3 separate regions of the Mus musculus genome follow, and all the other regions are linked to region 3. Evidence: chromatin loops called from intact Hi-C (ENCODE). Cell type or tissue: left cerebral cortex. All regions are shown on one strand. Links, peaks and the distances in the headings refer to the core of each region. The heading gives the core; the rest is flanking DNA.

The links. Hi-C counts contacts between places; a loop is a spot of excess contacts. Peaks named below come from ENCODE experiments on the same cell type or tissue, not always from the same donor. Only the 100,000 strongest peaks of a DNase experiment are listed, where the experiment ranks them.
Region 1: it touches region 3 in a loop (9-fold over the local background); 4 of 42 quality-filtered maps call a loop at or near these places.
Region 2: a loop joins it to region 3, with 5 times the contacts of the local background. A loop is called at or near these places in 3 of 42 quality-filtered maps.

What each region holds. Positions count from the first base shown.
Region 1 is chr4:17,631,132-17,639,153 of GRCm38, forward strand. It overlaps Gm30092 (predicted gene, 30092), which reads right to left and starts at 5,060. Exons shown (of 3, transcript NR_168595.1): 1 at 4,930-5,060. In left cerebral cortex, for the core only: no CTCF peak of the experiment used is centred there; DNase peaks (open chromatin) are centred at 4,324, 4,496 and 5,195; H3K27ac peaks cover 1,425 bases.
Region 2 is chr4:18,361,508-18,369,529 of GRCm38, forward strand. No RefSeq gene overlaps it. Among named protein-coding and RNA genes, the nearest start is that of Mmp16, 510 kb to the left of the region's middle. In left cerebral cortex, for the core only: no CTCF peak of the experiment used is centred there; DNase peaks (open chromatin) are centred at 3,555, 4,237 and 4,547; H3K27ac peaks cover 2,259 bases.
Region 3 is chr4:17,847,912-17,855,933 of GRCm38, forward strand. It overlaps Mmp16 (matrix metallopeptidase 16), which reads left to right and starts at 5,381. Exons shown (of 11, transcript NM_001379519.1): 1 at 5,381-5,576; 2 at 5,735-5,941. The coding sequence starts at 5,810. In left cerebral cortex, for the core only: CTCF peaks have their summits at 4,172, 4,813 and 5,581; DNase peaks (open chromatin) are centred at 4,221, 4,571, 4,623, 5,367 and 1 more place; H3K4me3 peaks cover 2,194 bases; H3K27ac peaks cover 2,701 bases.

The sequences.
Region 1 (8,022 bases), core at 1,284-6,283, 220 kb before region 3:
ACCTAAAGCTTTACTACAGAGCAATTGTGATAAAAACTGCATGGTACTGGTATAGAGACAGACAAGTGGACCAATGGAATAGAATTGAAGACCCAGAAATGAACCCACACACCTATGGTCACTTGATCTTCGACAAGGGAGCCAAAACCATCCAGTGGAAGAAAGACAGCATTTTCAACAATTGGTGCTGGCACAACTGGTTGTTATCATGTAGAAGAATGCGAATCGATCCATACTTATCTCCTTGTACTAAGGTCAAATCTAAGTGGATCAAGGAACTTCACATAAAACCAGAGACACTGAAACTTATAGAGGAGAAAGTGGGGAAAAGCCTTGAAGATATGGGCACAGGGGAAAAATTCCTGAACAGAACAGCAATGGCTTGTGCTGTAAGATCGAGAATTGACAAATGGGACCTAATGAAACTCCAAAGTTTCTGCAAGGCAAAAGACACTGTCTATAAGACAAAAAGACCACCAACAGACTGGGAAAGGATCTTTACCTATCCTAAATCAGATAGGGGACTAATATCCAACATATATAAAGAACTCAAGAAGGTGGACCTCAGAAAATCAAATAACCCCCTTAAAAAATGGGGCTCAGAACTGAACAAAGAATTCTCACCTGAGGAATACCGAATGGCAGAGAAGCACCTGAAAAAATGTTCAACATCCTTAATCATCAGGGAAATGCAAATCAAAACAACCCTGAGATTCCACCTCACACCAGTGAGAATGGCTAAGATCAAAAATTCAGGTGACAGCAGATGCTGGCGAGGATGTGGAGAAAGAGGAACACTCCTCCATTGTTGGTGGGATTGCAGGCTTGTACAACCACTCTGGAAATCAGTCTGGCGGTTCCTCAGAAAATTGGACATAGTACTACCGGAGGATCCAGCAATACCTCTCCTGGGCATATATCCAGAAGAAGCCCCAACTGGTAAGAAGGACACATGCTCCACTATGTTCATAGCAGCCTTATTTATAATAGCCAGAAACTGGAAAGAACCCAGATGCCCCTCAACAGAGGAATGGATACAGAAAATGTGGTACATCTACACAATGGAGTACTACTCAGCTATTAAAAAGAATGAATTTATGAAATTCCTAGCCAAATGGATGGACCTGGAGAGCATCATCCTGAGTGAGGTAACACAATCACAAAGGAACTCACACAATATGTACTCACTGATAAGTGGATACTAGCCCAAAACCTAGGATACCGACGATATAAGATACAATTTCCTAAACACATGAAACTCAAGACAAATGAAGACTGAAGTGTGGACACTATGCCCCTCCTTAGAAGTGGGAACAAAACACCCATGGAAGGAGTTACAGAAACAAAGTTTGGAGCTGAGATGAAAGGATGGACCATGTAGAGACTGCCATATCCAGGGATCCACCCCATAATCAGCATCCAAACGCTGACACCATTGCATATACTAGCAAGATTTTATCGAAAGGACCCAGATGTAGCTGTCTCTTGTGAGACTATGCCGGGGCCTAGCAAACACAGAAGTGGATGCTCACAGTCAGCTAATGGATGGATCACAGGGCTCCCAATGGAGGAGCTAGAGAAAGTACCCAAGGAGCTAAAGGGATCTTCAACCCTATAGGTGGAACAACATTATGAACTAACCAGTACCCCTGAGCTCTTGACTCTAGCTGCATATGTATCAAAAGATGGCCTAGTCGGCCATCACTGGAAAGAGAGGCCCATTGGACACGCAGACTTTGTGTGCCCCGGTACAGGGGAACGCCAGGGCCAAAGGGGGGGAGTGGGTGGGTAGGGGAGTGGGGGTGGGTGGGTAAGGGGGACTTTTGGTATAGCATTGGAAATGTAAATGAGCTAAATACCTAATAAAAAATGGAAAAAAAAATAAAAAAATAAAAAAAAATAAAAAAAAAAAGAAGTCTCTTTCTTTTCATTTTTCTCTCATAAATTATATCCAGACCACAGTTTTACCTCTTCACCATACTCTCTGGCTGCTCTTTTCTAATGAGAGACATTAAGGGGTGTGTTTAGAGGGAAGAGAAGCTGTGGGGGAACAGATAAGTCTAGAGGAAAGAGAAACTATAATCAGGATGTGTAAAAGAAACTATTTTAAATAAAAGGAAAGGGTGAAGAAAATAAATAAAAATTAAAAAATTAAATAAACATCATCTATAGAGTAGTCAGATGTTGTACCAAAGTGTGTATCTAAATGGCAGAATGATGTTGAGAGGCAGTTGTAAGAGAAGGAACCATGAGATTATGACAATTTTAGGATTTGAATATTAGTATTAGAATTTAGGATAATGCTTTTAGAATCTAGGATTATTAAAATAATTACATGAAATCCTGCAATAGAACATATTAACTAGAGGTTATATTCTGACTTAAACAGAAATCAAAATGTGCAATTTATGCATTTAATATTGTTTTCTAATTTTTTTTCTTTTGAATAAGAAATGGTGTTCAGGCTATTATAAATAAGGCTTCTATGAACATAGTGGAGCATGTGTCCTTATTACCAGTAGGAACATCTTCTGGGTATATGCCAGAACTGAGGAACTGCCAGACTGACTTCCAGAGTGGTTATACAAGTTTGCAATCCCACCAGCAATGAAGTGGATGCTCACAGTCATCTATAGGATGGAACACAGGGACCCCAATGGAGGAGATATAGAAAGTACCCAAGGAGCTGTAGTCGTCTGCAACCCTATAGGTGGAACAACAATATGAACTAACTAGTACCCACAGAGTTCATGTCTCTAGCTGCATATGTAGCAGAAGATGGCCTAGTCAGCCATCATTGGGAAGAGAGGCCCATAGGTCTTACAAACTTTATATGCCCCAGTACAGGGGAACACCAGGGCCAAGAAGTGGGAGTGGGTGGGCAGGGGAGCAGGGCAGAGGGTGTGGGGAGGTTATAGGGAACTTTCGGGATAGCATTTGAAATGTAAATAAAGAAAATATCTAATAAAGTAAAAATTACAAAAAAAAAAAAGAAATAGTGTTCAGAGCTGTATCAATGATTCAGCTAGTAAAATAACTGCTATGCAAGCATGAAGATTTTAGGCCTTATCTTCAGCACAAATGTACATGACCTTTGTAGTCAAGGCCCTGGAAAAGATAGGAGGATTCTCTAGAGTTAGTTTTCCAATTAACCCTTGGCAACAATGGGTTAGTGGTTCAATCAGGAGCACTTTCTTAAAAAATAAGTTGGAGAGATATCAAGGTTGATAGCCATTATTAACCTCTTGCCTTCACAGCGTAGGCACACGTATGTGAACACACTCATGGACACTGGAGTACTCCCTTACAAACATACATAAACCAAGCACACACACACACACACACACAAACACACACACACACACACACGTATACATATATATGTGTGTGTGTGTGTGTGTATATATATATATATATATATATATATATAATAAAATAAAATAAATATTGAATCCATAGTCTGGGTTGGAGTTGTTAAAATTAAGGATAATTCAATGCAATTTAGGACTAAAAATATACAGGCTATTAAACATACTAAATTGAATAGTAAACTCATTTGCACCCAACAAGCTCCATGGCTGATAGTAGAAGACTGACTTCCAGGCACCTAGAGTGAGAGTATTAAGCCCACACCCACAGTGACATACCTACTCCAACCAGGTCAGACCTATTCCAACAAGGCCACACATCCAATTGGCACCACTCCCTAGTCCAAGAATATACAAACCATCACAATGTTTATCATAATTTTTTTTACCTTCTCTTATAAGTATCCCATATCCCACCTAGGGATTCATCCCATATAAGGTTACCAACCCCAGACACTGTTGTGGATGCCAAGAAGTACATGCTGAAAGGATCCTGATATGGCTGTCTCCTGAGAGGTCCTGCCAGATCCTTACAAATACAGAGGGAGATCCTTGCAGCCAAACATGATGGAGCAGAAAATATAAAATATTATACAATTCTAAAAATGCCTCTTGATTTAAAACTGAGATCTCCAGAGATAATTATATAATAGCTTAACCGACAATTGCATTTATTTCAGAAATTCCCAAAATTCTTCCCAGTAAGCACTTATTAAGATTCTGAATTCCTTCCTATATTTTATTAGGGAATACTCATACACATAGATATATGTTAATAGAATCTTTTAGGAAATCTACACACACAACTACTACTCAATTCAAACTGTAAAGCATGTTAACAACCAATAGACTCAGCCCCGTGAAACCAAAGCTGAGCTTAGTCACTCATGTTGACTGGGAGGATCAACAGCATATTTCTATAGTAACACTGGAGCTGGACACTTCACTAGTTAAATAGTTAAAAATAAAGAAGGTTCAAAGAACTTAGCATGAACAAAGCTGTAGCAGGGTGATATGCCTCAACTCTAAATGTTCTGAGAAAGGAGGAAGCAAGGTTTTCCTTGTAAAGCAATTACCTTCAACAGTCAAAATAATTTCAAGCACAAAATGTACCATCATAAATCATGCTGAGTGCTGTTCCATAGCTTCAGAGTCTTGAAAAGCTTGACACGTGTTTGGTTTGGTTTGATTTTGTCAAACATTGCACACTGCCCAACATAGTAAAATGGTTGTCTTAATTCAATCTGGAAGGATTAATGCAGTACAACATATGAGCTATGCTCATCCACCAAGACTCCCAATCATAAGCCAGACAATAAACACTATTCTGTTTAGTAAAATAATTTAAGGGTCCAAAGCTATCATATAAATACAGCTAGAGTATTATGGGAATGTTAAAAATGTCTATCACATCTCATGGAAAGAATAAGGTTGTAATTACTAAACCTGTTGTATAATTCAGAGCCATTCACGGACCATATTGAACCCACAGACTCTTCTCCAGATTTTGACCTCCTGCCAAATCTATTCAGAAAATGTATAAAAGATGCCAGCTGCTCACCACTTTCAGAGAAACCCCTTGCTTCTTGAGAGTCCTTCCCTTCTTATCATATTTCCAGCTTTCTTCAAGAAGAATGTGATCTGCTCAGAATCTAGGTCTGTTTAGCACAGTCTTTGCTTCTATGCTATTCTGAAAGTCAAAGGAGAAAATTCCCAATTAAACAAGAACATGTGCAGCTATGCTTCCAAATGTGTCACATTAGCTTAGATTCGAGTATAAGTCAGAAAACCTGTAGTCAACCTCCTACTTACATCTGTGAATAAGCACATAAGCAACCGCAGGGTTGTTCAGGCTAAACAGATGGATGGTCCTGTCAGGAGCAGATTGCAGTAAAGCGATGATGTAGGATGTAATGCCACCCCCTCTGAACTGAGAAACATATTCAGCAGCAGGAAAAGAAGCCTTCTAATGTAGCTATTCTGTTGTAAGTCTTCACATTTGACTATTTCAAAGGAAAGGTTAAATCCTTGTGTTCTCCTACCATAAGTTTTTTATTTGTTAGTTTCATATTATTTTATCCATTCCTTTTGTATTCAGAATATATTGTATATAATTTATTCATTATAAACATACTCTATGCTTCTGTATTTATAATCACAATATATCATTAACTTAATTGATTAATTGGAAGTGATAATATAAAAATTATATGATCCATTTTAGTTTAAACACACCTGGTTAATGCATGTTATGATAATTTAGCCAAGAGTCTGATAATTACTTTACATAAAAATTATAATTTCAGACATGTGATAAATCCTCATGTCCCAATAACTATAATACTGTTCCTTTAAAAACTCTTTATGTATTTGTGTGTCTATGTGTCCATATGTGCATATATGAGATCCGGGAGCTTTGCCTCTCCTAGACCTGGAATTATAGGCTGAGACACCCAAGGTAAGTGCTGAGAAAAGAACTGAGGTCCTCTCACAGATCAGTATTTGTTCTTAATTCCTAACCGTTCTCTACAGCCCCATTGGTCTTAAAAGTAAATATGACATGGTAATCTTGTAGTTTTTATGATGTTAATGTAATTGCTTACAAAAGATAGGATGTTACTAAAATTGGACCCTTTCTCATGTTTTACTTCAACAAGAATATCTTTATCTGTTAAGTCTTTATCTGTAAGGTAAATTTTATGAAATGAAGCCTGTCTGTCATAATTTCATCTTTAGAAGGTATTTGCATTAAATAATCTTATATGAAGGAAACATTTTTTAAATGGGAATGCAGGTCTGTTTGTATTAATTGTAAATCTTAAGTGCTCTTACTACATCCCCCCAGCCATTCTCCTCACTCCTGTCACATGTATCTGTCAAAAGCTTCAGTATTTCAGTAGTCTAGAGAAATGAAGAAATATTTAGGTGATTTTTGTCCTCAGCACTCAAGTACATTTATGCTTGTCGTTATAGTTTAGAGATAAAATTCCTATGTATTAAAGAATTTACTGGATGATACTTCTTTGAGAAGTTAGACCATGAAAATGGCATAATTGCTTTTCACAAGATTTCCTCCAAAGCTTTATGCTGTGATGAATAAGAAACTGATGATGGTATTTTTATTTTTATTTATTTACGGTCTTCTGAACATGTAATTCTTTTAGAATTCTATGAAGAAACATCAAATTAAGTATTTAGAAAGCTAGCAGTCATTATACTGCAAGTACCTTCGTGGTCTTATCATTTACATGCTTTTTAAGGAAACATCTAGATGCTTTTAGAAAAATAATGAGAATTTCAATATATATTTGCTTTAGGTGAAGAAAATAATAATGTCTACCTGGGCTATAGCTTCAACTTAAGATTTTACAGTTACCTTTCCAGTTTGAAAAATCATCACTAAACTATCTTATGATGCTGTGTATGCCTGTTATGATCACCAACAGAAAGTGGAGAATTTGAATAAATTATTTAAAATCAATTTATTTAATTTAAACTGTTTAACAAGTGTCTCTTAAGCAATGATATCTGCTCAGGATTGAAAGAATTTTGTGACATATAACCAGAGTATGTATTCAGTTTATGGGGAAATGTAGATGTTCAATTAAAAGTGTTAATAAGATCTTAAGCTAGATTGATGGTATATATCTGTCATCTAAGTCCTTGAGAGGTTAACGTAAGAGGATTCCAAGTTCATGATCACATTGTAGTATTAACCAATACACTGTCTCAGAAAAAATTGAGGAGTTTTGAAAACCCATATTAAAGGCATGGCCTGATTTTTTCTTGCCCCTTAAAATGGACAAGGACAACAGCAAAAGACTGCCATGACTGCTGAAGCAAAACAAAATATGACACAGGGAGTGGAGAGTTATTCAAATTATCCAAAAGGCAAAGGGATTGAAGATCAAATGATAAGAGGTTTACAGAATGTGTCTTGAAGTATATGCGGATTTGTGTTTTCAACAGTGTGCTAGGTCCTTGAATCAAATCATTAGATAAGCCATAATACAAAGAATTATGAAAGGATTGAGAGTCTGACTCACAGATCCCTTCAATTAAACAAGAAAACATCTGGGAGGCTTAAAAAGATGCTCTCTCCAATCCCTCAGAAGCCAACAATAGGTAATAGATTTTTCTACCACAAACTCTATGGATCAAAATGTTGACTTGTAAAGACGTAACATGGAAATAAATCCTACAAGGTTCTTAAGAATGCTTGGTCACCTGGAGCACTGCAGAGTGTGATAGAAAAGATCACAGAGTGTGAAATGAAATAAAGCTCTCAGAACTGAAAATTCTGTAAGTGAGAACAAAGATGATAAGAATTTTACTTAATACATGACATCTTCCAAAATATATCAAAAATGACTCTGAACATGGATCTAAAAGTCCAAAGGGCACAGCTACTAGTCACATAAAATTATTTTCTGGTCATTAATCCTGAATGGAATTGATTCCTCTGTCATTTAGAATTTCTTGAGACCATAAACCCATCTTCCTTCCATTTTCTCCATTCACATCTAAAATTGCTATTGATGTTATATTAAGCTTTAAAATGTCATCTCTACTTTAGAAAGAATAGAATTGCTTCTTCACATATAAAGTCCCATGGACTGAGAGATGTAGCTCACAGTCCACCTAGTCTTAATTT
Region 2 (8,022 bases), core at 1,284-6,283, 510 kb after region 3:
ACAGAAGGAAAGTTGTTCCAATGACCAGCACAACTTGGAATCCATCTAATAGGAGATGGGGAAGGTATCAAGGCCTGACACTATTACAGTTGCTATGATGTGTTTGCATACAGGAGACTATCATGGTTGTCCTCTAAGATGCCCTACAAGCAGCTGACTGTGACAGATGCAAATACTTACACACAATCATTGGACTGAAGTCAGAAACCTCTGTGGAGGAATTAGGGGGAGTATTGAAGAAGATGAAGGGAATGGCAACCCCATAGGAATACCAGAAGTCTCAACTAACCAGGAATCCTAACAGCTTCCAGACACTGAGGCACCAAACAGGCAGCACAAAATGGTTGATGCAAGGTCCCTGGCATATGTATAGCAGAGAACTAACTGGTTTCGCATCAGTGGGAGATGTTCCTAATCTTTGAGTGACTTAAGGCATCAGGGAAGAGGGATGCCCATGGGGGAGGGAAGAGGAGGATCCTATTGTAGGCAAGGGAAATGGGATAAAGAATTGTAGGGGCCTCCCGCCCACCCTGCTCCCCTACACACCTACTCCTGCTTCTTGACCCTGGCATTCCCCTGGACTGGGACATATAAAGTTTGAAATACCAAGGGGCCTCTCTTCCCAGTGATGGCTGACTAGGCCATCTTCTGATACATATGCAGCTAGAGATGCGAGCTCTGGGGATACTGGTTAGTTCATACTGTTGTTCCACCTATAGGGTTGCAAACCTCTTCAGCTCCTTGGGCGCTTTCTCTAGCTTCTCCATTGGGGGGCCCTGTGTTCCATCTTATAGATGACTGTGAGCATCCACTTCTGTATTTGCCAGGCACTGGCATAGCCTCATATGAGACAGCTATACCAAGGTCCCATCATCAAAATTTTGCTGGCATATGCAATATTGTCTGGGTTTGGCGGCTGATTATGTGATGGATCCCTGGGTGGGGTAGTCACTGGATAGTCCAGCCTTTCCTCTTAGCTCCAAACTTTGTCTCTGTAACTCCTTTCATGGGTATTTTGTTCCCTATTCTAAGGAGGAATGAAGTATCCACCCATTGGTATTCCCTCTTCTTGATTTTCTAGTGTTTTGCAAATTGTATCTTGGGTGTTCTATGTTTCTGGGCTAATATCCACTTATCAGTGAGTACATATCATGTGAGTTCTTTTGTGATTGGGTTACCCCACTAAGGATGATATCCTCCAGATACATCCATTTTTCCAAGAATTTCATAAATTCATTGTTTTTAATAGCTGAGTAGTACTCCATTGTATAAATGTACCACATTTTCTGTATTCATTCTTTTGTTGAGGGACATCAGGATTTTTTTCCAGCTTCTGACTATTATAAATAAGGCTGCTATGAACATAGTGGGGCATGTGTTCTTATTACCAGTTAGTTTTTGTTTGTTGGTTCGTTGACTATTACCAGTTGGAACTTCTCTGGGTATATATGCCCACGAGAGGTATTGCTGGATCTTCCGGTAGTATTATGTCCAATTTTCTGAGGAATCTCCAAATTGACTTCCAGAGTGGTTGTACAAGCTTTCAATATGACCAGCAATGGAGGAGTGTTCCTCTTACTCCACATCCTTGCCAGCATCTGCTGTCACCTGAATTTTTGATCTTAGCCATTCTGACTGGTGTGAGGTGGAATCTCAAAGTTGTTTTGATTTTGCTGATGATTAAGGATGTTGAACCTTATTAATCCTCTATTAATTTCTATTAATTTTTTCAGATGCTTCTCAGCCTTTTAGTATTCCTCAGTTGAGAATTCTTTGTTTAGCTCTGTACCCCATTTTTAATGGGGTTATTTCAATTTCTGGAGTCCAGCTTCTTGAGCTCTGTGAATATATTGGATATTAGTCCCCTATCAGATTTAGGATCGGTAAAAATCCTTTCCCAATCTGTTGGTGGCCTTTTTGTCTTATTGACAGTGTTTTTTGCCTTACAGAAGCTTTGCAATTTTATGAGGTCCCATTTGTCAATTCTTGATCTTACAGCACAAGCCATTGCTGTTCTGTTTAGGAATTTTTCCCCTGTGCCCATATCTTCGAGGCTTCTCCCCACTTTCTCCTTTATTAATTTCAGTGTCTCTGGTTTTATGTGGAGTTCCTTGATCCATTTACACTTGAGCTCTGTACAAGAAGATAAGAATGGATCAATTCCCATTCTCCTATATGATAACCGCCAGTTGTGCCAGCATTGTTTGTTGAAAATGCTGTCTTTTTTCCACTGGATAGTTTTAGCTCCCTTGTCAAAGATCAAGTGACCATAGGTGTGTGGGTTCATTTCTGGGTCTTCAATTCTATTCCATTGAGCTACCTGTCTGTCACTGTACCAGTACCATGGAGTTTTTATCACAGTTGTTCTGTAGTACAGCTTAATGTCAGGCATGGTGATTCCACCAGAAGTTCTTTTATTGTTGAGAATAGTTTTTGCTATCCTAGGTTTTTTATTATTCCAGATGGGTTTGTAAATTGCCCTTTCTATCTCAGTGAAGAATTGAGTTGGAATTTTGATGGGAATTGCATTGAATCTGTAGATTGCTTTTGGCAGGATAGCCATTTTTTATATTCATCCTACCAATCCATGAGCATGGGAGATCTTTCTATTTTCTGGAATCTCCTTTATTTCTTTCTTTGAGACTTGAAGTTTTTATCATACAGATCTTTCACTTCCTTAGCTAGAGTCACACCAAGGTATTTTATATTATTTGTGACTATTGTGAAGGGTGCTGTTTCCTTAATTTCTTTTACAGTCCATTTCTCCCTTGTGTAGAGAAAAGCCATTGATTTGTTTGAGTTAATTTTATATCCAGCTACTGCACTGAAGCTAAAACATGTGTCTTAAACATTAATTTTACTTGAAAATATATCTGTGCCTCATAGTTATTGTGTAAAAATGGTGGGCAAAGGTTTCTCCTGCCATTTGGATTCTGAATGTACATACATAACATTAAACTCATAATGCTTTCAGTCGTGGGAATATATTCGCCGCAGATATAATACCAATGACTTACGCTCTAAGATTAAGAATTGGCAAATAAGACCTCATAAAATTGCAAAGCTTCTGTAAGGCAAAGTACACTTTCAATAGGACAAAACAGCAACCCACAGATTGGAAAAAGATCATTAACCAATCCTGCATTCAATAGAGAGCTAATATCCAAAATATACAAAGAATTCAAGAAGTTAGACTACAGAAAAACAGTTAACTCTATTAAAATGGGGTACAGAGCTAAACAGAGAATTCTCAACTGAGGAAACTTGAATGGCTAAAGAAATGTTCAATAGCCTTAGTCATCAGGGAAATGAGAATCAAAATGACCCTGAGATTCCACCTCACACCAGTCAGAGTGGCTACTATCAAAAACCCATTCCACTTGTAGACACCAAACCCTGACACTATTGCAGATGCCACTATATGCATGCTGACAGGAGCCTGATACAGCTGTCTCCTGAGAAGCTTTGCCAGATCCTGACAAATACAGATGTGAATGCTCTCATCAACCATAGGACTGAGCACAGGGACTCCAATGGAGGAGTTAGGGGAAGGGCTGGAGGGGCTTTATTTGGCATCTTGGTCCTCTGACTGCTTGATGCCCCAATGTAGAGGAATGCTAGGGCAGTGAGGTAGAGTGGGTAGGTGGATGGGGAAGCACCCACATAGAAGAAGGGTAAGGGAGGATGGGATAGAGGGTTTGCATAGGGGAAATCAAGAAAGGGGATAACATTAGAAATGTAAATAAATAAATTATCCAATTAAAAAAAAAACACTACCATGGCAGTTCTACATATTTGTCTACTTTATCAAATCAAATCTGTTTTCTCTTCCTCTCCTTACAAATTCAATAAACAAGGACACTATTCTATCACAAATGTTTTGAGTGACTGCTTGAAATTATTAAATTTTGGAAAGTGTAGGAAAGCAAATATAGACAGAGCACAGAACTAATGGTTGCCATTGTAAACATAGAGTTGACCTTAAAAGGGGGGTGGGCTGGGGTGGTAGTTCATTATTTTACTGCATTAACATGGGAGTTTATAAGAAGTAATCATCTTGAACATAAAACAATATTTGTAAGTTGCTTTGAAGTTATGCACTTATCAAAAGAGAAATAATTCTAGCTGAATACTTTTCTCTGGATAGCAAATGCTATAGTGAAGATATGCCGTGAACAGATGGTGCAGAGGATGTGAGATGGCTTGAGGAAGGGAAGATAATATCACTGAACCAGAATAAATCCGTTCTTGAGCCTGAGGATGGAACAGCTCAGAGAAATAGATAAGAAGCCAACATTTTGAGGTTGAAATCATGGTGGTAACTGCTTTCTACACAGATAAGGGGCTGAGAATAACAAAAGATACCGTCTACAATTGAGTTTTAAGGTGTGTCAGAGGAAGTAATCCTTAACATAGGAAATAGCTGTACAGGGGAAATCCCAAGGAACTCTATTGGCCCATACAAGTAGGCAAATCTAAATAAATGCACATCTTTGAGTTCCATCAAGCATACCAAACTCTGCAGGCAAGGCTTGCTTAACATATGGCATGTGGGCATGAGACTCTTTTATATGTGTAGAAGCTATATGCAAAGTGAGGAGGAATGTGGTATTGAAATGTGATAATTGTCCTTTTGTGCTTGTTCTTTTGGGAATGCCTGTGTGTACCGAAGACTGATGTGGGTGAGAAATGGAGTAAGGGAAGGCCAGGCATCTGGTTCAAGTGCAAGCATCTGTGTTGACTCCAAAAATAGTTCTTATCTCTGTTTATTGATGTCCCTTGTATTGACGTATGAGGCTAACAAAAATCCAATAATTAAAATGGTACAAATGCTTAGACAATACATCAAGAGAGTTATACCATTGAGTAGGAAGTGTATATTTTAAAATAATTTAGCTCACAATTGAGATTTTGTGCTACAGAGTAGAGATATGTGATTTCTACAGGAAAAATTAAACTAATAAAAGTCAATTTAAAATAAAAATAAATCAATCATATTGAAATAATGCAGAGAAATAATATGCACAGGAGAAATACCTCCATGCTTATCACTGCTTTAGTTAATTTTTTAATTTTATCTTTTATCATGATTTTATTAATAAACATGCCTAATTAAAGAATATCCTTGGTAGATAGCAATATCACTTAAGTAACTGTAACTCTTCTGTTAAATTAGAAGATGGAGAAAAAGGAGAGTTAAAATCCTGAAAGGCAGAATTTGAGAAAATAAAACATGAAAACAATGTCTTTAAATAAAGCATTAGTAAAAGGAAAAATGAACATGGCCACCAAAAGTACTGATCAAGTACAATAAGCATATATGCAAGTTATTAAGAAATTGATTATGGGACTATCAGAAACCTCTTTATATTTAGTATTTTATTTCAATATTGCTCACATGTAGTTTAATACGTTTGATTGTGACAAACACCATTGTGAAATAATGTAAAAATAATTACCATATACATTTCATCATAGAGTTAAGCTTTTAAAAGTCATAGAAATACCTCAGATATTTTCTCTTAAAATTTTCAAGTATAAAGAAATCGCCATTTTATAACCAGAAATTCCACACACTAAACATTAATAAAATTAATAAATCATTCTTAATGGACAAATTAGGTGTTTCTCAAAATAGAACATATAAGTGGCCAACAGATGTCTGAAAAAAATGTTGAATAGCATCAATCAACAGAGAATTGCAAATCAAAACCATGAAATTTTACCTTACTCTGTAAGAGTGTCTATTATAAAACATTTAAAAAAACATAAAATAAAAACCAAAATGAATGCTGATGAACATATGCAGAAGGGGGAATGCTCATTCAGGGTTGTAAATTAGTATGCTCATTACTGAAAAGAGTATGAACATTAGTCACGAAAGTGAAAAAAAAATCCTAAGTTATGAGACAATAATTGAAATCTTGCAGAACTCTTCATAACAGACAGCAGATAAAAGCAATCTGATTACCCACTGATCGGTGGATTAATGTGTTTACTACACCACACAAACCATGTCAAGCATAGGTTCCATGACATGAAGTAGGCCTTAAATCAAATAAGTTATTGGTTTATTTCCACAAGATTTCTCCCACCATAGCATCGGTGTACCTTGCTGGCAGGACACTGCAGTAGATAAAGGATTTATTGGCCATTTAGTATTTATTGTTCTCTTATGCAAACATGCAGTGCGCATTCCTTTACCAAAGACACTTGAACATATGTGCAGAGATTCTGTACAGGCACCACCTCAACATCTCCATAATCAATGAGTTCTCTAGATGTTGTCCTCACCAATGGGGGTCTTCCTGGCAGTTTATAGAGATCAGTCTGTAGTCTTAACAGCAGCCTGGATTGTTTGAAACTTCTCATGAAGATCCCTTTGGAAAAAATCAATTAGACGCAACCCAGTGTCCATACTGGAAGGTTTGTTTGGGAACAAGAGATGTCCAGCTGGAGCTCTATCTCCCACATTATATGGCAATTTCATTTAGGTCATTTTTATGTGTATATATTTTACTACATATCTGTTATTTTACTTTTCCATACTTCCTCTTTAAATGCCCCATAATTTTAGCTGTCCCTCTCTATATTTCCTCCCAAACTACCTGCACCTCCCCCCTTCCCTACTTGATCCTTCCATTCCACATACCCCCAATCTACACGTAGCTCTCTATTCTACTTCTCTTTCTTAGTGAGGTCTATTTGTTCATTCTTATCTCTTACCCTAATATTCATACATCGTATTTCTAGGATTGTAGCTTATAATCTTTGACTTCCTAGATTTCATTTAAGTAGATTCATAGTATATGCATCTTTCTGAGTCAATAATACTCTACTCAAGATGATTTTTTTTCTAGTTCCATTCATTTGATACAAATCTCACTATGTCATTTATTTAACAGCTGAGTATTGTTCCACTATTTGGATAGCATGGGAATCTAGGGTAAAACCAAATATCACTTGTTCTCTTAAAAAAAAGTAGCAGTAAAATGGCTCCTAGTGACATTCTGCTATATTCACAGATCAGCCAACATTAGAGAAGCTTCCTCCTGAAACTAGTGCACACTAATTTACACAGACAAATAAGAATATAGTCAAATAAACCAAGTAGTTTGGGTTGTTTTTCTAGACAACTAGATTTAATCAAAACAAATTGCTCAGGGGTAAAGTTGATCATGTACAAGGTCTAAAGTTAACAATTCTCCATAGCCCTGTGTTCTATGCAGTGTCCTCCTTCTTGAACTGTGGGTATATAAGACAAAAAAATATCATATATCTTATTGGTCTGTGGGAAGTACCATATGTAGCCATCTTTTGGTTACAGGGTAGAAATCGCTCTCTTAAAAGTGCAAGGTATAGAATGAGATGAAGATTATTGGGTGCTATCTATAAATGAAACTGTGGAAGGGAAATCAGGCTGCTTCAACTTGTCTGCATCAACTGGACACACAGCTCAGAGATCTGCTGACATACTACGGTATACAACTGCCAATGGGTCACATTGAGATAGATCTGGTATCTAGTGCTAATTAATTTTTAAAGAGTACTTGCAGCTAAATATTCAATTGGGCTGAAGAAATTTTTAAGTACTTCTAAGCCTTTAATGATGCTTCTTCATATGCATATTTGGATGGTTAAAATTTAACCATAAAAACCATTTGCATAACTTCTCTCTAATATCATTCAAGTGGTATTTCATCCCTCATAAATTCTAAAGATTTTTTTGCTTAATTTGGGAATCATATTCCTTTAAAGATTATGAATACTTTAGATATATTTTAAATATTTTTCTGAGTCTAACTTGTCAAGGTATAGCAAAATTTCAGCTTTCTATATATCTTTGAAACAAAGCAATATCAGTGATGGCACCACACCATTTCTGGAAATTTGATTCTAAACAGGTAATGGATATGCTGAGATGTAATGAATTTTCTAATTTTGTATTTGTTACATGCAACTTGATTCATGAGTTGTACTGGAGGAATAAATTTTGATATATAAATTGTTTCATATCTTAGA
Region 3 (8,022 bases), core at 1,533-6,532:
AAGATCGAGAACCGATAAATGGGACCTCATAAAATTGCAAAGCTTCTGCAAGGCAAATGACACTGTCAATAAGACAAAAAGACCACCAACACATTGGGAAAGGATCTTTCCCTATCCCAAATCGGTTACGGGACTCATATCCAATATATATAAAGGACTCAAGAAGGTGGACTCCAGAAAATCAAATAACCCAATTGAAAAAATGGGGCTCAGAGCTGAACAAAGAATTCTCACCTGAGGAATACTGAATGGCTGAGAAGCACCTGAAAAATGTTCAACTTCCTTAATCATCAGGGAAATGCAAATCAAAATAACCCTGAGATTCCACCTCACACCAGTCAGAATGGCTAAGATAAAAAATTCAGGTCACAGCAAAATCTGGCAAGGATGTGGAGAAAGAGAAACACTCTTCCATTGTTGGTGGGATTGCAAGCTTGTACAACCACTCTGGAAGTCAGTCTATTGGTCCTCCAAAAATTGGACATGTTACTACCAGAAGATCCTGCAATACCTCTTCTGGGCATATATCCAGAAGATGTCCCAACCGGTAAGAAGGACACATGCTCCACTATGTTCATAGCAGCCTTATTTATAATAGCCAGAAGCTGGAAAGAACCCAGATGCCCCTCAACAGAGGAATGGATACAGAAAATGTGGTACATTTACACAATGGAGTACTACTCAGCTATTAAAAAGAATGAATTTATGAAACTCCTAGGCAAATGGATGGACCTAGAGGGCATCATCCTGAGTGAGGTAACCTAATCACAAAGGAACTCACACAATATGTACTCACTGATAAGTGGATATTAGCCCTAAAACTTAGGATACCCACGATATAAGATACAATTTGCTAAACGCATGAAACTCAAGAAGAAAGAAGACCAAAGTGTGGACACTTTGCCCCTTCTCAGAAATGGGAACAAAACACCCATGGAAGGAATTACAGAGACAAAATTTGAAGCTGTGATGAAAGGATGGACCATCTAGTTATTGCCATATCCAGAGATCCATCCCATAATCAGCTTCCAAATGCTGAAACCATTGCATACACTAGCAAGATTTTGCTGAAAGGACCCAGATATAGCTGTCTCTTGTGAGACTATGCCGGAGCCTCGCAAACACAGAAGTGGATGTTCTCAGTCAGCTATTGGGTGGATCACAGGGCCCCCATTTGAGGAGCTAGAGAAAGTACCCAAGGAGCTAAAGGGAACTGCAACCCTATAGGTGGAACAATATGAACTAACCAGTACCCAGGAACTTTTCTCTCTTGCTGCATATGTATCAAACGATGGCCTAGTCTGCCATCACTGGAAAGGGAGGCCCATTGGACTTGCAAACTTTATATGCCCCAGTGCAGGGGAAGGCCAGGGCCAAAAAGGGGGAGTGGGTGGGTATAGGAGTGGGGGTGGGGTGCGGGTGAGGGACCTTTGGGATAGCATTGGAAATGTAAACGAGGAAAATACCTAATAAAAATTTTTAAAAAAAGTTTTATAAGGAAGGAACCACATATGCTGTCACAGTATAATAGTTGATGTAACTTCCCACAGTACAGAAATCATTTTTAAGGTTATAATTTAAGAAATCTGTTTCAATGGTGTTGTGAAGAATATAATTTACAGCTATTGTTTTGTAGACAATTATAATCATCCTCATATACCAACATGTCATGGAAGTGCTCACTTTTAACTAGCTGCCATTGTTCTCAGAAAGGATATAGGTATTACTTGCTTTTTCAGTCCCCATAACTCCCATAAGACATTTTATTGAATTGCCTTAGGCCTTTGCCAGGGGCAATTACACTTTTTTCTTAGCTTTCATATTAGTTTTCTCTCCTCTGTTTTCATTAGGAACAGGCAATTATGGGATTATTAGTTTTCTGAAATTCCTATAAGAAAGAGGGCATCTGATAGAAAAGCACACACAGCAAAAGGCAGGAATTACAGCAGAAGATTTCATTTATACCCTAAAGGGAAAGATGATAGTATTTTAATTTACTATAGACAGGTTAAAAACTTCTCTGAGAAGGGCACTAACTAAAATCATGTTATTAGTAGATATGAAAACAGAGAGTTTCCTATATCGCTGCACCTTAAAAGGAAACATAGACAATAGATTAGAAATGGAATGATAAATCCCTGACAATAAATTCAGTTCCTCAGGGTTTCAGCTGAATGCATACCAGACTTATTAGGTAAGAATGACAAAATGTCTGCAAAGATATTTGAGAAGACACAGATACAAGAACTTTGAGAAGGTAAGTTTCCATAGTTCACAAACTTCATAAAGGCAAAACAAACTCAATGACCTCTTTCTAAGAATTTCTTCAGAGTAAAGCATAAGGCTGAGTCTAGCATGCATTGTTCTTGTTCCTCATCCCAGTGATCTCTAACCTTGACTGGTAAACACGCTCCAGCCTTTACCCTTTACACAATGTCTGTACTTCTACTGATGCCTGCTCACATATTCATTGCTTCACTGCACAACAGGTCTGACATGTCTTTCCTTTACTTATCTTCCTAGTTTCAAAGTTTCTATGAGAATCACTTTGTGACTTTTTCTCCAGACATTGTAGAGGGAAATCATACTGCATTCTTACAGTGTTGTGATAATTAATATTCTTCACTCTGAACTATATCCTGAATTCCATTACTGAAATGAGATTGTATCCTATTAGTTAACTGTTTCTAAAATTTCAAATGCTTTTTCATTCCTAGTTCACTGGTGAATATTCATTATTCAGATTAATAAATGTTTGCAAGTAACTTCACTTTTTATTATTTTTAGTGTTTATTCATTTATTAACTCCTGTCGTGAAAATCCATTTTTTCCATAAGTTTATTATTTGAAGACTTCTGAGTTCATTCCATGTGTTCAGTCATTCTAATTTGATTGCTTTTGAAATTTTGTGTTATAATCTCTTTATAATCTGTTTGTTCCCATACCAAATCTCATGAATAATTTTAAAGATTCCCTTCTCTTTATATGTATTTACATTTATCTGACTGGTATCTTATCTACATATATGATGCACCCTTTACATACTTCCACACTTAAACGTCCCTCTTTCTTCCTTGCAAATTTTCTTAGAGAAATCCCTCACCCTCTCCTCCACTTCCTTGATAACTGTCCTCTAATATTCTGGCTCATTTAGCAAGTCCTTCACAAATTAGAGTTCTTTCCACAAATATTTCTTTTGGAAATGTGTATCAGTGTTTCCACAGCACCTATATGACTAAGAAATGTTTTAAAGCTGTCCAAATTTGCATCTTGTTAGATATAGTGGCATACAAAAATGTTTGTGTGTGTGTGTATGTGAACATGAATGTGCACATGCCATGTCAACAATGTCATTGAAATGGCAAAGGAGAATACCAAGAACCCATCTCTATTGCAAACCACTCTAATACCTTGAAAGATTCTCTCATGAACTTACAGTTCTAGGATTTTCTTTCAGCTTGACCAGAGGCAAGCAAGTCCCAACAATATATACAAGATCATAGATATTGTGAAAATTCAATGAAATACTATGATGGGAAATATTAAGCAAATTTAACTGGTTCCAGTATGTGGCCTAGCTTCTTAATATGTCTTCACCACCCAAATAAACACACACACACACACACACACACACACACACAAATATTCACACACACACACACACACACACACACACACACACACACACACACACACACACACACACTCACACACTCACACACACATACACACCATGGCAGATTGTTAGAAAGGGCTCCCTGAGCTCAACTCAAGATGCTGGGTACATGCTCCACAGGTTTTAGCAAAGCAGTAACAAGAAACTTCTAGTCTTCAGCCCCTCCTCCACTCTCCAAATTTCATATACAAATTATTACTGTTGAATGCAATGTTTGGAAAGCTATTTTTTTCCCAACATTTTCCATCTGTTTACTAAATGTGACCTCCTGTGTTCTACTTCTTGCTTTACTGACTGACCATGAAATACATCTTGTCAGTTCTCTTTCCCATTTTGCCTAGGCAGCTGTCAGGTACCTGGAACAATGCTGGCCTTTGCTTTGGCTGCTTTTCCCTCCTGTGGGCTCCTCTCTTCCCCTCTACTGGCTGCCAAGGAGAAGCACATTTATTGGCCAGGCCCCCAGACAGATGCCTGCCCTACTCCCTTCCCCCTTTCTCTCCAGCCAGAAGTCACCTGCCAAGGGCTGGTGTTTGCTGCCTCCCCTGTCCACCTCCTCACACTGCTTCTGTTCAGCTCCATTTTTGCACCCTCTTCTGAAGTTCTCTGGTTTTGTTTGCCAGCCTGGCATACCAGCAGTCTCCAGCTAGCTCCTGCAGTTCTCTGGGCTCTGGATTCCCTTCAGACCCCCAGGCCTCTCTAATTTGCCCCCAGCATGCTGCCCATGTCAGCTGTTCACATTCATAATCCCCATTACCACCTTTGAGGTGGTGAGTGCTCCCACTTTCCTCAGCTTCTATCCATGTTCTACTGCTGTCTTCTCTCCAGTGACTCAACCTTTTTTCTCAGATGTAGTAAAGACCACATCTTTGGAACCCCTGCATTTTGATGAGTGTTTACCACTCATTTGATGAGGGTAGTTTCATTCTGGCTTTGACTGGTCTCCTACCAAAAACCTGTGCCTATTTCCTGAGCCTATAATGTTTCTGTATAATGTTTCTCCTGGGAGACAGGAGGCCACAGACTTAAGGGACCCTAACAAAGTTTTTGATGGCAGAAATTTGCCATCTCGGTCTTACAAACTTGGTGAGTCTGGATAACTGACCCAGACTACCAAGCACCACACAGGAACCTGGGTGTACTCCTGATTTCCAGCACTAGGGATCTTTTTGAACATCTTTAACTAAGATGCTGAATACCCTTCAGGACCAGGCCCAGACTGCTCCTCAGCTTCCACACGGGTCCACAGCCCAAGCCCCACCCAAGTTCTGGTTGGGGAGGGGCGCACTTGTTTTTAGATGCCTGGGCAAGGGGCAAGAGAGGTGTAGCAAGAATCGATTTTCTCTAGTGCTAGGTACCAGACATCTAGATGAGGGACAGGTAATAGGGAAAAAGAAGAGTTCGTCACGAACTAGGGCCTTTCGCAAGGGCCCGGTACCCAATCCAGTGTACCAGTATCTAAAAGGCATCCTTGAGTCTTCTCCTTTAAGAAGCGCGCCTGCGTGTGTTTCGGGTGAGTGAGTATGTGTGTGTGTGTGTGTGTGTGTGTGTGTGTGTGTGTGTGTGTGTGTGTGTGTGTGTGTATGGCCGAGCGCGTGCGCGCGCGTGTGTGGTTTGAGTGTGTGTGCGCGCGGGGCCCCCAAGATCCCCGCAGACCCCGGGAAGGAGGAGTTATGTAGATTACCGATGAACATTCTGGAGGGGAGCAGAGAGGAGGGAAGGAGCAGTGGAGGCAGTGAGCTGGGAGCGGCTGAGGCCCTTCCCGCAGAAACTGGGGGCACCGGCGGCGTAGGAGGTGGAGAAGGCGGAGGACGCACGGGCTGGAGGCGGCGGCTGCGACTCGGCGGCGCTGGGAATCGGAACCGCGGGTGAACTTGGGCGCCACGTTCCGGGCGACGGCCGGGTGAGGATGGTGAACACTTGCCGCCGCTGACCCTGCCTTTCCTCTGTTTCTCCCCGGCTGCCGAGCCTGGCGCCCATCCCCATCCCTGGACGGGTGGGTGAACCTGCAAGCTTTTACCCACCCCAGGACTGGATTTTTTTTTTTTTTCTTTTTAAAAGGAAACAGGGAGTGGACATTCGGAAAGAGGGAGAAAACGCAGGGGAGCTCGTCCATCCGTTGAGGCACAGTTCACTATGATCTTACTCGCATTCAGCTCTGGAAGAAGGTTGGATTTCGTGCATCGTTCGGGTGTGTTTTTCTTGCAAACCTTGCTTTGGATTTTATGTGCTACAGTCTGCGGAACGGAGCAGTATTTCAATGTGGAGGTAAGAGTACCATGCTTCCATCCTCTTGCTCGGCTGCTCCCTGGAACCTTTCCTTCACTTCTTGGATCCTTGAGGCTCAAAGCACATTGTTTCTCTTTCCAGTCAGCAACCAAAACCCTTGTTGAGTTTGCCAGGGTTCTAAGTGATGGATGCCTGGAGACCAACAATCCGTTATCCCCAGCTGCACAAAGCACCATGCTGCACGCTCAGAGACACATTGTAGCAGACCGGTGCTGCTTAGCCAGGAAAGAGGCAAAGCTCTATGTAGAGCAAATGTGTAGTTTTATAAGAAAGCTTGAGTTTATGCTGCATACATAGCTAGGGAAACCACATTGATGGTTGGCATCATGTGCCTGGGTATTGTTCCTGCAATATTTCTCCTTGTGGTCTGTGTCTAACAAAGGGAGGTAAAAATCAAAGAATCCAAGGAGAGTATGGGAATACTTGATATGCTTAATAACATCACTTTGTGATAAAACACTCAAGCAGACAGTGTCTTTCTATTAGACCTAACTTAATACGCTGTAACTAGATCTAACTGTACAGAGCACATGAAATCTATCTCCTCTAAGAGCCTACTCTCTCTCTCTCTTCCCAAGAGACTGGAAATAAATGTGGCCCCTTCTAATAGTTTGGAGTTGTGTTTTAAATTTGATTTCACACTGACATGACAAAGCCTAGACATCTTTGGTTGCCATTTGTTTTCCTGTGGTGCCTTTGGGAGCATATAGCAACAGCAGTGGGCAACTTAAGGAGAAGGACTTGTCAGACCTTCGTGAAAGTGCTCTTCCTGTCATCAACTGAGCTCTAAAGCTGGTCATGTGCAGTGAGTCGAGAAAAGCTGTGCACACCTGGGCTTTTTGTTGCACAGTTCCTTACACTAAAATTGCACTTAAGGTGGGGGGTGTGGGAGGGTCTGGGTAACACAAACTTCCCGTAGTTATCACAGCTTTATATATCTCAAAAAGAATTACCAGTGAATTAGCACCGATTGGTGTGGTTCTTTGCGGTTGCAAAGAACTGGCTCTTGTTCCTATTGTGTTAGGAGCTCCTGTTTACACAATAGTTGGACCTGTTGCACACGGTTTGAACATGCTTCATGGAACCAATTTATAAGCAAAGTGTTCATAATAAGTGCCAGGTGTGGAGGTAGAGTCTTCTATGGACTGTACTTTGGACTCCATATAACGGGGCAGAAGCAACGTATTTGAAAAAGTAAAAGCCAACATCACAGGAATTAAGGAAGTTTGCAGATGTTAAGTAGGGATATGTTTTAAAGAAACCACAATTTGAAAACCACACAATGGATTTTTTTTTTTTTTACATAAAAGCAGCAATGGAAAGCAGCTGAAGGTCCAGACTTTTCTGGATGACAAAGTTGAACTTTTGGAATTAGCTGTCATTATGGATTGTGTACTAACATTTAAATGAGTAGATAATTTAATTGCAATAGAGGAATGACTAGTTCATAGGCTGAAGGAATGAAACTGGCAAGCTGTTGTTAGTAATGCTATATACAGAACAGGCTGTTGCTTGGTGGTAGAGGATACTGTGATGTGGGGTGAGGCATAGTAAGTCCTGGTTAGCATCTTGCTTCCTGTGAGAATCTGAGGCTGAGTGGATAGCTGCCTGCTAGGAGAACTCTTAACTTACCATTGCAGGATTAAATGACATCAATGTTTTGATGATTATTAGGTTTGTTTTGTGAGGCTAAATCTAGGTTAGATTGTATTACTTTATATTGGAATCTCTCAGTCAGTTCAACCGGATATTGTTACCTGAAAGAGGTTGAGATACTTTTATAAAGATGATTTCTTCATTGCGTTTCAAATATCTCCTTCCATCTCTCAAGGTTTATGTGAAGAATAGTTTGCAGAGCCACTTTTCCAATTTTAGGGCATTTGAGTTATTTCAACCATGCTTATTAAACAATTCAAAGATTTAGCTGACAGATGAAAGAGTCATGTGCCCTCTGAGACCTTAGTAAGCTTACTTAACACAAAGGGACTTTTCTAATGATTTATAGGAGATTGTGTTTCATAGTTTGCATTATTTCCAAATAGCTTTTTAAGCTCTTTAGC